Linked DNA regions of Homo sapiens: region 2 is linked to region 1. The links are chromatin loops, found by intact Hi-C in ENCODE. Cell type or tissue: gastrocnemius medialis. All regions are shown on one strand.

The links. Peaks named below come from ENCODE experiments on the same cell type or tissue, not always from the same donor. Only the 100,000 strongest peaks of a DNase experiment are listed, where the experiment ranks them.
Region 2: a loop joins it to region 1, with 6 times the contacts of the local background. A loop is called at or near these places in 4 of 110 quality-filtered maps.

The regions. Positions count from the first base shown.
Region 1 is chr4:8,100,024-8,102,523 of GRCh38, forward strand. The region is part of intron 2 of ABLIM2 (actin binding LIM protein family member 2); the gene reads right to left. Among named protein-coding and RNA genes, the nearest start is that of ABLIM2, 58 kb to the right of the region's middle. In gastrocnemius medialis, no CTCF peak of the experiment used is centred here; DNase peaks (open chromatin) are centred at 28 and 1,438; H3K27ac peaks cover 2,500 bases.
Region 2 is chr4:8,166,966-8,169,465 of GRCh38, forward strand. No RefSeq gene overlaps it. Among named protein-coding and RNA genes, the nearest start is that of ABLIM2, 9.4 kb to the left of the region's middle. In gastrocnemius medialis, a CTCF peak has its summit at 1,475 (motif pointing left); DNase peaks (open chromatin) are centred at 2,086 and 2,416; H3K27ac peaks cover 2,500 bases.

The DNA.
Region 1 (2,500 bases):
GATGGGAGCACCATCCTTTGGGCACACGCTGTGTTCATTTACGAGAAACAGGCAGGAGAGGGTGGCGGCTGGGGGGAAAAGATGAATCAACATCACTTTCTGGAATATCATTTGGCACTGACTCTAAGGAATGTGAAAACTTTTCCCGCCCTTTGACCCAGCAGTCCCTCTCCTGGGATTGTCCCAAGGAAATGACCATGACTGTCACAGAAATTCAGTTGCAACAATGTTCCCTGCATTATGGGTACAGTAAAATGTTGTAAATAGATGCCTGGGCTTTAGAGTCAGGCAGCCTGGGCTTGAGTCCTTGCTTCTTCCACTTCCCAGCTGTGTGACCTTGACCAAGTTACTTACCCTCTCTGAACCTCAGAGTCCTCATGTGTAAAATAGAGTTAGCAATACTGATCTTGCATGGTGGCTGTAAGAAATCAGTGAGATGAAGGCAGGGTGCGGTGGCTCACACCTGAAATACCAGCACTTTGGGAGGCTGAGGGGGGCGGATCACCTGAGGTCAGGAGTTCGAGACTAGCCTGACCAACATGGAGGAACCTCGACTCCACTAAAAATGCAAAACTAGCTGGGTGTGGTGGTGCATGCCTATAATCCCAGCTACTCGGGAGGCTGCGGCAGGAGAATCACTTGAACCTGGAAGGCGGAGATTGCGGTGAGCCAAGATCGCGCCACTGCACTCCAGCCTGGGCAACAAGAATGAAACTCCATCTCAGGAAAAAAAAAAAAAAAAAAAAAAAGAAATCAATGAGATGAGGTCTAACAAGCTGATTAGCCCAGTGTCTGCCTGGAAATGATGTTGACATCCAACAGTGCAAGAGTGACGACTACATTTACTGTGGGGCATGCATTGGAAGGAATTTGGGAGGATATTGACATGAATGTGAGGAATCTGCATGGTGAGGAAAGTGCCCACACACTAAATTGAAGCGAACGAATCAGGTATACGGCATGCCTTCACATTTTAAAGAGACTCAGACCAGGGGAAAGCTGGGAGGAATATACACCCAGATGGGAACAGGGACCACCCAAGGTGCTGTCCACCCGCTGCTATTTTTCTATATTGGTGAGTGGAAGACGGAGATGCCAATTCACATCAAAACACAAGAAAACAGAGAACCCCAGGGGCCTGAGTGAGCCTTAACCTGGGCGAGGGCTCCAGGGCTGGCCGGGCATCGCAGCTCCGAGTCTTGGCCCAGCCCGGCTCAGGATCCCCTTCTGTGAATAACAGGGGGATGAGGCAGACGTCATCTGAGATTCCTCCTGCCGGGACTTTCACAACTCTGCCATGTGATCTTGACACTCGTGCCCTGTGCGGCTTAGGCTGTGCGGAACAAGGAGTGCCCTGGGCCAGGGCCAAGGCCCACCTGTCTAGAGCTTCCCTTTGATGCTGGAGGCCCAGGGCTGTTTCTCATAAACGCCTGGAACGCCCAGGAAGCACGTGTGCAGGCATCTTGCACCATTCCTTCATTCCTCCCAGACCGCCTAGAACAGGCGGCTATTTATAGTCCCAGATGGATGCATCCTCAGGGACAACTCCACCTGCCTTACATGCGCAGCTCACGGGCTCTCCTCCCGGACACACGTCCTTCCCTCCCTGCCTGTTTTCTTGGCTCTTGCTAACATTGTGGACTTGCTCAGTTCCACTTCCAATAGGACCAGAAAATGCCCGCTCTCCCGAGGGCACACATGGGTGTGGCCTCATCTTTTCATCATTGCATTAACAACACATCACAGTTAAAACATATTCCCAAAGCACAGAGCTCAGCCACCCTTTGAAGGCCAAGTAAACCAGATTTGTTTTTCCAGGCATTCTGTGCTATGCGTTTGACGTATTTATGTTCTGCATGTATTCCCATTTGTAGAGTAAGGACAGAGCCAGCTGGATCTCAAAGACATCCAGAATGAGACACCTTCACACCCCTCATCCCAGCCGCCATTGGCTCCAGCCTAGGTGCCCGCACCTGCCTCTAGCCTCCTCCCGACTCCCACCCTGGCCTCCCTGCACAAGCAAGCACCCAGAGATCCATGGAAACCTACAAGGATGGAGCAGGACCCTCCTCTGTGTTTCCTTGCTAGTGTCAAAGCCACGGTCTTTGCAGGGATGTAGAGGCTCTATCTCCCTAATCCCCTTGGTCATTCTGCTTCAGCCACATGGGCCTCCTGCTGTTTCCCAAGCCTGCCTGCTTCCGGGTCTCTGCACTGGCTGTTCCCTCTGGTGGGAATGCTCTTCCCTCATTAACTTCCTCACCTCCTTCCACCAGGCTTTGCCCAAAGGTCACCTCCTCCGTGAGGCCCAGCCTGACCACCCAGTTTGCATCTTTCCTTCCCTAGCAGGGCTCACTTTCTAGCACATGATGAAATTTGCTTATTTATTCTTTATCATGTTTATTATCTGTCTCCTTGCATTAGACCTGGTCCCCATCCCCATAACGGGATGTCTGTCTTGTTCATGGCTATCTCCCAAATACCCTGAACAGTGCCTGGCACA
Region 2 (2,500 bases), 67 kb after region 1:
ACCACCCATCCACCCATCCATCCATCTGCCACCCATCCACCATCCACCCACCATCCATCTGTTTCTATCAGTACTATTTCTCTGGAGAAGCCAGACTGATATACTTTCCAAATCTATAATTCCCTGGGCTCCCTGGCACCATGACTTGAAGGCCCCTGGCTGAGCTCAGCCTGTCCTAAGCTCCTCCCAGCTCCAGAAACGGCACCTGCTGCCACCCTATTGCTCTCCCTGACTCCTGAGAACCCCTCTGGGAGACTTCTCTTCCTGCTCCATCACATTAGTCCAACCCCAGGTCCTGCCTCCAAGTCCTTCCACAGCGTAGTTAGACACAAGTGCAGGCACCTTCTCCTGCTCTCTTTGCTCCTACTCCCCCCACCCCCATTCCTTCTCCTGCAGCCAGAGGGATTTGCTAAATGAAAGCTAATTCCACTCCATCACACCCCTGCCTGCCAGGGGCCTCCCTCTCCTCCTCTGCCTGGCCAAATTCTCTTCACTCTTTAAGGATCAGCCCAGGCATCGTCTCCTCCTAGAAGTCCTCCCTGGCCCCTGGCTAAATTGTGCAAACCCCCGGTTTCCATGAGTCCTGGGACTTCCTCTTTTACAGGCTGGTCACTTGGGATTGTCATTGATTGTTTCCTTGTCTGTGTCCCTAACTAAACAGTGAGCTTTGAGTACTATGAGCTTCTCTGAGGAAAGCTGAGATTTAAAAGGGCCAAGGTAATGGGACAGGTAAAGGATGGGTCGAGAAAATCCAGGAAGGCCTGCGTGTTTTACTTGACTTTTTGATTGCAGTACCTGGAACATTAAAAATTGAATGCTTTTATCCTATCTTGTTCTAAAGAGTATATGGGGCTTCTTACAAAGGAAGCCTTACTATAGAAAGATCTTTTTAAAAGCTGGTAAGAAAACTAGAGTTAAGGAAAACTACATAGATTAGGAGGAAGTTGGGGCTGAGGTCAAGCCCTGGAATCTCTGCCGTGGGTGGTGACACAGCCCAGGGCAGCCCCTCCTTCCTCTCTGTACTGCCCAGCAGCCCCAGCAGAGAGAGGAACAGGGTCAGTTACATAATTCTCTGTGTCCACAGGATTAGAAGAATTGCTGAGAAGAAGCATGCTTCCCAACTCTGAGACTTGAAGAACCTGCCTCTCTAGGTCCTGTGGGGTGAGGCCAGTCTGGCTTCCCCCACAGCCCACAGCCAACACAGCGTGCATCTCAGAGCACTCCTTCTCCTAACCATCCCTTCCTTCCTGTCCCTTTTTGTCACTGGATGCAGAGACCAGGGGACTTACTGTGCATACAGTAGGTGATGAGCAACCATCTAAAAGGAACCTAGTTGTATAATGAAGTGGTATTTTTAACATAAAAGTTACCTATAATTTCATGGAGAAAATATGTGATCATCTACATTTCTCAGGATGCCAAGGCAAATGAGCTTTTTTTTTTTGATTTTGCTGCCCCCTGATGGCAGAGTACCCTAATTGCAGGCATACTATCAAGGATCAGAAGTCCCCTCCATCCCACCAGTGACACCCAGACTGTGAAAAGTGGGCAGACACTGCCCTCATCAAAGATCACCCAAACATCTGCCTTTGGCCAACACAAAGAGACAGACGGGAAGGGGTAGTTTCATGTAAGATCTTTAACCACCCTCCCTTCCTGATTTCTGAGGTCTTGGGTCCAGAGGCTGTGCAGGCTTATAACTGTGATCGCATTAAGCATATGAGTGTGGAGAAGGTGAGGCAGCCAGTCAGACACGCTGTAGTCTCTGTTTTTGGGTGGGTTGTTTACTTCACTCCCATTTCCCCTGCTCCCTGCTTTCTTGTAGCACCGCAGTTTTTTGTGCAGGAGCCACAACACCTACCCATGCAGTCCATGGACTTCTCAGTAAGTGAGAGTAAGTGAGCTGGACTCCACATCCAGCTCAGAAGGTTTTAATGAGTCTAAGGATGACCCCATCTCTGGAGACAGACAGGCTACATTAGTCAACATCCCTGGACACAAAGATTTGCTCCAGGAAAGGCATATGACCCAATTCGGCTCAATGGGGTGTGGTAGGTGGCTTGCTAAGAAAGGCTGGAAAGGGCATCTCCTGACCTTCAGGAGAGAGTTTGGAAGCTGCCCTCTCTCCTGCTCTGCATATTGCAGTGTGGGATGTATGCCAGGGACAGCTTGGGCAATTTTGTCTCCATGTGGGAAGTGAGCCTGAGAGTGAACCCAATTGTAAAGAAGTGGTCTCAGAGCCCCTGGATCAAGCCAGTCCTGAGGCCCACCTACCTATGGACTTCCCAGTCCATGAGCCAAGGAAGACTTTTTCATTTGAGCCACGTGGACTTGAGTACTTTATTATTTATAACACTCCACGAAGCCCCAAGTCATCAGTGTTTGTGATGTCACTGAAATGAATGCCAGTGGGCTTAAGTGTCCTTGGCATGGTCTCCCTCAAAATACCATGGCATTTGGTTTGCTTTTGGTTTAGAACACTGCAGGGGGCCCTCACCCC